Linked DNA regions of Mus musculus: region 1 is linked to region 2. A link is a loop called in an ENCODE intact Hi-C map of the cell type or tissue named here. Cell type or tissue: heart. All regions are shown on one strand. Links, peaks and the distances in the headings refer to the core of each region. The heading gives the core; the rest is flanking DNA.

Region 1 (5,373 bases), core at 305-5,304, 46 kb after region 2:
AATCATCTGTCACTCCAGTTCCAAGGGATGCAATGCCTCCTTAGGACTCTCCTGGGCACTGAGCACGCATGTGGTTTGCATACACACATGCAGGCAAAATCCTTGCACACAAAAAATGAAATAAGTAAATCTTAAAGACTTTTTTTTTTTAATGAGGCATTTTCCTAAGCCTCCCAATGCCCTCTGTGCACAGGTTCTTTAGTTTCTGTTCTAGGCTTTGCTCAGATTTGCCACAAGAGTGACTGCGGCTGGGTGACGGTGGCACAGGCCTTAAACCCCAGCACTCGGGACGCAGAAACAGCAGATAGAGTTCTGTGAGTTCCATGCCAGCCAGGGTTTCAGAGTCAGACCCTGTCTCAAACTATCCAAAAAGTAAACAAACAAACAAACAAACAAACAAATAGTAGATGCCTGCTCAAACAGGGACTTCCGGTGTCTCCTGCAAACCTGTTTCTGAGAGTTCCTGACCTGTATAAAACTGCTCATTAAACACTGAGTGGTGCAAGAAGCGACCCAAAGGAGTGGCAGACGTCCTGGCCTGGGATAATGGTTAGTTTTTTAAATTTCTTCTGCTTCCTCTCTGAACTCCAAGTCTTTCCGAAGTTGCCTCCTACAGACCTGTGATTTCTCACAAGGTTTGTGGTTCCAGATTCACAGTTTGCAGGACTGGGGACCCTGAGATCATCTGGAATTCTGTTCAAAACAACCGTGGCAGCTCTGCTGGACATGGTTCCCCCGCTCCCCCACTTGACTACTCTGTCTAAGGTATCACCTTCCCTACTGTATACACAAAGATGTGAGCTCAGGAGAAGAGCTGGACCTGGATCACATGGCTTCTTTGTAGGAAGGCTGGGAATCGAATGTTACAGGGCCATTTTAAGATCTTGACAAGCTTGTGGAATTGCAGTTTGGAAATACCCTCCAGTAGCTTCCCACATATCCCTTACAAAAGAAAACAATGAGCTCGGGACTATATACCTTGCATTGCAGTTCACAAGTGAACACATTGTGTTCATTACTTTAACAGAGAAGCAAGTTTTCCAGTCTTATACCTTTACATCAGCCCTTCTTTGTCCTTATAACCAAAAAGATGGCTGAAACCTCCCTTAGCCCACTCCATGTATACCCCTCCTCCTCCTCCCTGGCACCATGCCCTCACATTAAATGGGGTAACTGTAACAGGATGTCTCTGTTACAAATAGCAAAATCCATATTACTCCTCATAATGGCAACAGATACATAAAATAGCCAGTGTGAAGGCTCATGCCCCAGGGAGGTGAAGAAAAGAGAGCCAGTTAAAGGTTAACCTGGGGTTTCGTCACTTTTTTATTGCTATGATAAGATACCATGACCAAAGCAACTTTTAAAAGAAAGCATTTATTCAGGGCTTACACTTTCAGACGGTTAGAGTCCATGATCTCACGGCACGGAGCATGGTGGCAGGCAGGCAGACCTGCAGGAAGGGTGCTTTAGCATTGGCTGGGCTCTCACACCTTGAGAAGTAGACACTGGGCTGAGAGACCTAACTGAGAATGGCATTGGCTTCTGAAACCTCAAACCAGCCCCAGTGACACACCTACTCCAGCAAGGCCACACCTCCTAATCCTTCCCCCAAAACAGTTCCACCAGCTAGAGAGCAAGTGTTCAGATCTGTAAGCCCAGGGAAGCCATTCTCATTCAAACCACCGCACTGGACTGCAGAACCAGTTTGAGGCCAGCATGGGCTCCATGAGACTGTTAAAAGAATAAAAATGAACCAAAGGATTTCAACTACTAAGTGAAGCAATATATTACGGACACATCCAGGAAACACTTGTCCAGGAAGGCAAATTTTGTAAACGACCTTACTAATAAGTTCAGGAAAGTCCTCAATCACAAGATGTTCCCAAGACTTGGAGGCTCTCTCACCATGAGGCAGTTTTAAACTACTTCAGTTGTTTAATCCTGTAGAAACAAGATCCTAGCCAGGCCACACCTCCCCACCCCACCCCACCTCACCCCACCCCCGTCTTGCAGACCCCAAAACCATGGTCCCTCATTTTTGTCCTCTCCATCTTCATTCTAGGCAGAGCTTACAAGGCAGAGCTCCTTGCACCCAATGCACAGCAAACTCTACTGTTGGACCAGCCGGGTGTCAGTAGTGTTTTCTAGGGGCTAGTTATGTGATAGGATCTAGACATGGAAGCAGGCATGTCTGCGGATGAAACCTTGACACAGTGAGTTAAATGCTCTGCCCAAGCATGCAATGGTGGGAGCTCCTGGAAAACCCAGCCTTCCTGCCACCTGCCTCCGCTGAGTCTGCCCTGTGTTGCCCAGGTGGTGTCTGTTCGGGTGACTCAGAGGAAGTGCTCCTCCCAGGGCCTCCTTAGGAGTCCTGCTGGGAAAAAATATAAACTAAGAGACCGGCGGTTAATTAACTCCGGCCAATTAGTGTCTGGACTTCTGCGGATGCCCAGACAAGAGGAAGTATGGTCACTGAGGAGTCACTCGCTGGTGCCTGGAAGGTCGATAGGCCGACTTCACAGAGGCAGCTGGGAAGTGATAGTTACCGGGTGGCTGTTGGGGTTACTCGAATGCCAGGGGTACCTAGCAAAATGGTCGTAGAGAGCCTGATGAGCAGACTGCGAATGTCCCCGATCCCTACCACTCCTGTGCGCGACCCAGAAAGGCATCACCATCGCTTTGGGGAGCAGAACAGGATTGGAAACAGCCAGCAACCGACTGAGGTTGCCACCTAGCGGCTGGGTGCAGAGTCTCAGGCCTCACTGCTCCGTCTGCTGAATCCATACGCATAACTGAACCTCTAGAGCTGATGGCTAAATTATCGTGAATTTTGCACAATGGAGAGTAAAAACATTTTGAGCGCATTAGCCTAGCATTCTCAAAGCTCTGGGTTTAATCACCAGCACTTAGCACACTCACACATTCGGGAATTAGGATGCTGGAGCAAAGATTCAGTGGTTAGGAGCACTGATTGCTCTCCCAGAGAACCTGGGTTTAATCCCCACAACCCACAGGGCAGCTCCGGGCTGTCTGTAAGCCCCAGGAGAGCTGATGCCCTTTTCTAGCCTTCTTGTGCACCCGGCACACAAGTGGTGCATAGACATATATACCAGGCAAAACACTTATACAAATAAATAAATACCTCAAAATTTACATTCAATTAGAAGCCAGGCATGGGGCTTCATGCCCCTGATCTCTTGGGAGGCTGAGACAGGCTGATTGCTGTGAGTTTAAGGACAGTGTTCTAAGCCAACTATGCACCAGAGTAGGACCCTTCTCAAAAAAATTAATAAATAAATAAAATAAAAGAGGAGCCAGGTGGTGTCACATGACTCTAATGTCAGCACTTGGAAGGCAGAGGCAAGTGGATCTCTGTAAATCTGAAACATAAACAACAGAGCAAGTTCTAGGACACCCAAGACAAATTACCCTGGGTGGTGGTTTGAATATGCTTGCCCCGTGGGAAGCGGCACTATTAAGAGGCGTGACTTTGTTGGAATAGGTGTGGCCTTGGTGGAGGAAGTGTGTTACTGTAGTTACTGTACTGGCAGGCCTTGAGGTCTCCAAATGCTCAAACTCTGCCCAGTGCAGAAGAGTCTCCTCCTGGCTGCCTTTGGATCGTGATGTAGAACTCTTGGCTCCTTCTCCTGCACCATGTCTGCCTGCACACTGCCATGCTTCTCACCATGATGATAATGGACTGAACCTCTGAAACTAAGCCAGTCCCAACTAAATGTTTGCCTTTATAAGAGCTACCTTGGTTATAGTGCCTCTTCACAGCAGACACCTAACTCAGACACCCTGTCTCAAAAAAGCCAAACAACAACAATAAAATATGTAGTGAGTTCGGGGGAACACAACTGTTTTCTTCTTTCTTCTTTTATTAGCTATTTTCTTTATTTACATTTCAAATGCTATCTATCCCCTTTTCTAGTTTCCCCTCCGAAAATCCCCTATCCCCTTCCCCCTACTCCTGCTCCCCAACTCACCTACTCCCTCTTACTGGTCCTGGCATTCCCCTATACTGGGACATAGAACCTTCACAGGACCAAGGGCCTCTCCTCCCATTGATGACCGACTAGGTCATCCTCAGCTACATATTCAGCTAGAGCCATGAGTCTCTCCGTGAGTTTTCTTTGATTGGTAATTTAGTCCTAGGGAGCTCTAGGGTTACTGGTTAGTTCATATTGTTGTTTCTCCTAGGGGGCTGCAAACCCCTTCAGCTCCTTGGGTACTTTCTCTAGCTCCTCCATTGGGGACCCTGTGTTCCGTCTAATGGATGACTGTGAGCATCCACTTCTGTATTTGCCAGGCACTGGCAGAGCCTCTCAGGAGACAACTATATCAGGCTCCTGTCAGCAAGCTCTTGTTGGCCATTTTCAATAGTGTCTGGGTTTGGTGGTTGTTTATGGCATAGATCCCCAGGTAGGGCAGTTTCTGGATGGTCCTTCCTTCAGTCTCTGCTCCAAACTTTGTCTCTGTAACTCCTTCCCTGGGTATTTTGTTCTCCCTTCTAAGAAGGATCAAAGTGTCTACACTTTGGTCTTCCTTCTTCTTGAGTTTCATGTGTTTTGCAAATTGTATATTGGGTATTCTGAGCTTCTGGGCTAATATCCACTTATCAGTGAGTGCATATCATGTGTGTTCTTTTATGATTGAGTTATCTCACTTAGGATGATATCCTCCAGATCCATCCATTTGTCTAAGAATTTCATAAATTCATTGTTTTTAATAGCTGAGTAGTACTCCATTGTGTAAATGTACCACATTTTCTGTATCCATTCCTCTGTTGAGGGACATCTGGGTTCTTTCCAGCTTCTGGCTATTATAAATAAGGCTGCTATGAACATAGTGGAGCATGTGTCCTTATTATAAATTGGAATATCTTCTGGGTATATGCCCAGGAGTGGTATTGCTGCATCTTCTGGTAGAACTATGTCCAATTTTCTGAGGAACCGTCAAACTGATTTCCAGACTGATTGTACAAGCTTGCAGTCCCACCAGCAATGGAGGAGTGTTCCTCTTTCTCCACATCCTCACCAGCATCTGCTGTCACCTGAGTTTTTTGATCTTAGCCATTCTGACTGGTATGAGGTGGAATCTCAGGGTTGTTTTGATTTGCATTTTCCTACTGATTAAGGATGTTGAAATTTTTTTTAGGTGCTTCTCAGCCATTCAGTGTTCCTCAGTTGAGAATTCTTTGTTTAGCTCTGTACCCCCCCCCCCCTTTTTTTTTTTTTTTTTGAGACAGGGTTTCTCTGTATAGCTCTGGCTGTCCTGGAACTCACTATGTAGACCAGACTGGCCTCAAACTCAGAAATCCACCTGCCTCTGCCTCTCAAGTGCTGGGATTAAAGGCATGTGCCACCA
Region 2 (5,373 bases), core at 173-5,172:
GCCACCTATGGTGCCACAGGCACAGCCCACGTGTCCCTGAGAATCACCGCTCACCAACTTACTCAAGTGCAGAGCAGAAGCCATGGTACCCGCAGCCCTGGGCTACTGCTGGGGAAACCCCTCTGTCCTACACTTGGCTTAGTTCCTCCTCTCAGCCACTCATTCCCCAATTTGACCTTTGGACAGAAATGAGCTTGTGGGTCTTCCGGAACATTTGAGTAAATTGTAACTACTTCCTTATCCTTGTTCTGGCTTGATCCTGCAGGGAGTGTCTGTGTGCTGTCTGTGTTGGCCATGAACTACCTCCTCTTGAGCAACACGGAACTCCAAGTTCTGTTACAGACTGTCCAAGAATGAACTTGTCACTAGATCTGTGTCTGAGGGATGCCACCCAGATCATATGGACAGTGCAGCCAGAGGAGGTGCCTGAGACAAACCCCTGTGCAGACAAGGATGTGCAGTCAACAGGGTGCCACAACCTTTGCTCTCTCCATTCCCAGCTACCCCCAACCCAACCCCAGCACCTCCTTGCCTGCTACCTAAGCTGGAAGCCAGGTGAGAGGGCGCTATAAGTAGAAATGTCCATCTTGGCACTATCGTCCTGGGAAAAGAAGGGGCTCTCAGAACTGGGCTGTGAGGTCACCTGATGAAGGGATAAGGGCTGCTGTCTAAAGAGGGCTCTTGTTTGGACACCTCCTAGGGCTTCACTCCTGCAGGGTAGGTTTGCCGATTGTCATGGGTTAAGCAGGGATGCAGGGTGAAACCGGGCTTAGTGGCTCGTCCGTCTAATGCCAGCACTCCAGAGGTAAAAGTTGGGTGCTCTGGAGTCAAAGTCACTGGAAGCTACATAGTAAGCCAGGTCCAGGCTGGGCAACATGAGATCCTGCTTAGGAAAATAAATTGTGAAACAAAATTGGAGGGCAGAACTGGGGCTTTTTCGTTTGTTCCACTCCGCTGTCCTTTGCTGACTCGGGATGCAGATATCCTGAGGCACGAGGGGACAATGTATTAGCAAACTACTTGACCCTTGACATCGAGAGAAATTGAGAGACAAGGTGGGCTCCGAAAGACCAAAGGACAAATGGGAGAGCAGGGTGCAGGAAGGGGGAGCACAGAGAATTCTGTAAGGAGGGAGGTCGCATGGAAATAGACTCAGGGGCAACAGAATGGTAGACATTTCTTCCCAGGCATAACTAAGAGGCTGTCAAGGGTGCCTCTCCTCTGAAAAGGCAGAAGGTCTAGGGCTGACAGATCTCTTACATGTTCTCTACCTCTGCCCTGGGCAGTCAACAATAGCTTTGGGTGTGATGTGTGTGCATGCATGGGTGCATGTGTGTGTGTCTGTGTGTACATGTGTACATGTGTGTGTGTGTGAGTGTGTGTGTGTGTGTGTGCATGTTTGTGAGTGTGTGTGTAAATGACTCTGTGTGTGTGTGTGTGTGTGTGTGTGTGTGTGTGTGTGTGTGTGTGTGTAGGCCGGAAGCCAACCTTGAGTGTTTTGCTCCAGGTGTTAGCAGTCTTATATTTTGATGCAGAGTCTCTCTCTGGCTTGGAGCTCGACTTGGGTCAGGAAACCCCAGAGGTCTTCATCTCCTCCTGCTGCACCTGACATCTTCACGTGGGTGCTGGGATTCAAGCTCGGGCCCCCATGTTTGTAAAACAAACACTTTACCAACCAAGCCATTTCCAGTCTCTCCCTTGGCTTTGACAGTCTTCTCTGGGCTGGCTTCACAGTGCTCTCTGGGGAGTACTCCAGCCAGCCACCCGGAGTGAACAGAGTTTCAGGAAGTAAGGTGCTGACTCTGAGAGGTTTGGATGGTTCTCTCAAGGAGGGTGGCCATCCCTTCCGTGGCCCTTGCAGCCACAGAGACAGTGGGAGCTTATGAAACTTGCTGCAATGTGCAAAGGTCTCTTTTGTCTTTGTCAGGCACCCTCTGTGCATCTGCTGAAACCCAGGTAGAGGGCGCTCACCAGCCAAAGGAGGTGATGGCACCCACAGCTGTTATAGACTGCACCTACAGTCTAGGTTAGGAGTATGAGGTAGATGTTCCATAGGTCACTGAGACTGTCACATCAAAGGGTTCCTGGCTCATGGTTTGACTGAGACACTTTCAAGAAAGAATGAGAGTTTTGCTAATAACCACACAGAAGAAGGAAGGTGGCCATTCTTACTGTGAAAGCACAGGAGAAATGCAGGCAAACTACTCAGGCTGAGGTGAAAGACTTTTTTTCTTCCTTCCTTCCTTCCTCTCTCTCTCTCTCTCTCTCTCTCTCTCTCTCTCTCTCTCTCTCTCTCTCTCTCTCTCTCTCTTTCTCTCTCTTGATTTTCCAAGATTTTTATTTATTTTTATTTTATGAATATGGTGTTTTGCCAGCATGTATGTACATGCACTACATACATGCAGTGCCCACGAAGGCCAGAAGAGGGAGCCAGACTCTCTGAAAGCACAACCACAGGCCATTGTAAGCCACAATGTGGATGTAGCTGGGTACTGGGGATTGAACCTGGCCCTCTGGAAGAGCAGCCAGTCTCTTAACCACTGAGCCAGCTCTCCAGCCCCAGGAAGGGCTATTTTATTTATTTATTTATTATATGTAAGTACACTGTAGCTGTCTTCAGACACTCCAGAAGAGGGAGTGATTTCTTTATGGATGGTTGTGAGCCACCATGTGGTTGCTGGGATTTGAACTCAGAACCTTCGGAAGAGCATTCAGTGCTCTTACCCACTGAGCCATCTCTCCAGCCCAGGAAGGGCTAATTTTAAATCTACCATAGTGTTCTTTACAACTTGGAGAATAAGTTATGGCAGCCATGCTTGTAGTTTTACGTGCGTGAGATTATTAAGTAAAGCAAATCAAAGTCAAAGACTAAACAGCAAGTGATGAAGCAAAAGCAGGACCGGCTGTGGCCCCAGTGCACCCCTTCTCTTGACTTGGGGAGTCTGGTCAAGGGGCTAGAGTTCCTGATAGAGTGAGTCCTGGCACAGCAGAGCATTTCCTCCAAGTAAAAGAACAAATAGAGATGACATCACAAAGTAGCTCTTCATGCTGGGCAGTGGTGGCGCGTGCCTTTAATCCCGGGACTCAGGAGGCAGAGGCAGGCAGATTTCTGAGTTTGAGTCCAGCCTGGTCTACAAAGTGAGTTCCAGGACAGTCAGGGCTACACAGAGAAACCCTGTCTCAAAACACCAAATATAGCTCTTCATGACATCCAACAGGAACTGGGGAAGTTAAGACCACAGCTGGATTCCCAACTGAACTGTACGTCTGTGGTCAAACTCGCACCTCTCTCTCCCACGGCAGGTGCTTCTGTGGCATGGGGTTAGCAAGAGAAGCCTCTGTTGACAATGCTGCTCTTTCTACCAGTTCTGAACAACACAAGATTGTTACTCCTGCACTGTCTGCTGTGTTATCCTCCCTGTCACAGAGTAACAGGACCTTGGAGACAGACATGCTTGGGTCTTAAGTGGATGGGGTCAATCCTGTTCCCAGAGCCAACTACTCAGAGAGCTCAAATAGCACACAACAATTTTCCAATTTGATGTACATTATACACGGTCAGATACTTCTGGAAAATACGATTCAACTGAATTGCTTAAAAAAAAAATGTGAAAGAAAGGAGGTCACATGGTCAGACTGAACAGGTGTCAAAGGGCTTCTTTCAATTTGTATCTTATGGGGGGACTGGAGAGATGGCTCAGTGGTTAAGAGCACTGGCTGCTCTTTCACAAGACTCAGGCTCAATTCCCAGCACCCACCTACACGGCCGCTCACAACCATCTGTAACGCTAGTCTATAGCTCTAGTTTCAAGAGATATGAATGAGCACTGCACAGACAAACCTATCTGCCTAAAATAAACAAATTTTGTTGTTGTTGGTTTTTTTTTGTTGTTGTTGTTTTGTTTTTTGAGACAGGGTTTCTCTGTGTAGCCCTGGCTGTCCTGGAACTCACGCTGTAGACCAGGCTGGCCTCAAACTCAGAAATCTGCCTGCCTCTGCCTCCCGACTGCTAGGATTAAAGGCGTGCGCCACCACAGCCCAGCAAATAAACAAATCTTTATAAAAGTTATTTTATCTTTAATTGTGTGTGTGTTTGTGAGTCACATGGGTATGACCTCAGAGGCCAAAAGCAGGACCCTCTGTAAGCTGTGTGAGGTGGGTACCAAGACTCAAGCTCTGGTGCTCTGGAAGTCTCTTAATTGCTAGGTCACCTTTCTAGATCCATACCAAAGGATTTTTTCTCCCAGAGCAACAATGCATTGTGAATGAAGAATAAAAGCCAAGTATGGTAAGGCATGCTTCTAATGCATGCATGGAGGAGGCCAGCTTGGGCAGTGTACCTAGGCCAGAGCACAGGTTCTGAAACATCCCTGTTTAATTATTTCTACCCTAGCAGCTAGCTGTGTGACCTTAGGAAGCTCACACGCCCTCTCTGAGCATCTCTACTTGCCCACTGCAGCGCTGTGGTGTGACGAAAGAGTTGGCCCAAGCACAGCTGAACCGGGACCAGGCCTGTGGTAAGTGACATGTAGGTGGCTGCCTGAGTGTGACAGGATGTGTCCCTGTGTTGCAAATTACTATGTCCTTAAGCTCTTCGAGTCACTGCAGCCTTCAAACCTCCCAGGCTGCAAAACTGTAGGATTATGGGTCGCCTGCCTGCTTCTCCACAGGGCTTGGCCGCTTTGGGAGGCAGGGGCCGCTGGAAGTTGACCCCACACTGTTGCGGGGCCGGTGTTGGGCCTTAGTGAAGCCCTGGGACACCGTTCCAGGGGTGGTGAAGCGCAGTCTGAGGCATGGGACAGCCGGAGCTGGCTCAGGGGTCCCCAGGCCTGCAAGGAGGCCGGGCCATCTGGGTCTCAGGATCTCGGACACCCACGCACTGCTGGAAGCTGCGGAAATGCTGAGAATGGTGTGGGGGGCTCAAAGGCTGGATCTAGCCTGGGGCCCGGGGAGAAAAGGGGGCTCTGTCTGGTCCCACTGTGATAGTTCTTGGCTTGACGGGGTGGTGGGCTTGAACTTGGAGTTGGTGGCAGCCGTGGCTGGGAGCAGAGAGGCCTTCTACAGGAGACTAGATGGCAGCTCTATAGGCAAAGGCCTCCATGGCTCCCTACAGTGGCTCAGTAAAAAGAGGCAGTCCATGGTTTTAAGGAATTTATTGTCATGGCAGAAAGTGGATGAGTAAAACTGTACCCCACTTTCTCAGGGCAGGCCTGAGGTTAAATATTTTTTTCTGGAAGGAGTGTCTGGGAAGGAAAGCTTATTGGCTAAGCCCTCCAGTCCTTTAGGTACCTCATTAAAATGGAGATCTGTCTTGAGCCTACATGACCACGGGTCATATCCTCTACATGTGGAGGGGCTTGGGACGTTGTCCTT

The links. Hi-C counts contacts between places; a loop is a spot of excess contacts. Peaks named below come from ENCODE experiments on the same cell type or tissue, not always from the same donor. Only the 100,000 strongest peaks of a DNase experiment are listed, where the experiment ranks them.
Region 1: it touches region 2 in a loop (2.6-fold over the local background); 5 of 42 quality-filtered maps call a loop at or near these places.

Annotation. Positions count from the first base shown.
Region 1 is chr17:24,013,202-24,018,574 of GRCm38, forward strand. No RefSeq gene overlaps it. Among named protein-coding and RNA genes, the nearest start is that of Gm25092, 7.4 kb to the right of the region's middle. In heart, for the core only: a CTCF peak has its summit at 2,741 (motif pointing left); no DNase peak of the experiment used is centred there; H3K27me3 peaks cover 944 bases.
Region 2 is chr17:23,966,989-23,972,361 of GRCm38, forward strand. It overlaps Prss30 (protease, serine 30), which reads right to left. Exons shown (of 6, transcript NM_013921.3): 6 at 5,139-5,373. Gm41546 (a long non-coding RNA gene) reads left to right here and starts at 277. Exons shown (of 3, transcript XR_876669.1): 1 at 277-555; 2 at 4,394-4,517. In heart, for the core only: a CTCF peak has its summit at 2,433 (motif pointing right); DNase peaks (open chromatin) are centred at 223 and 2,453.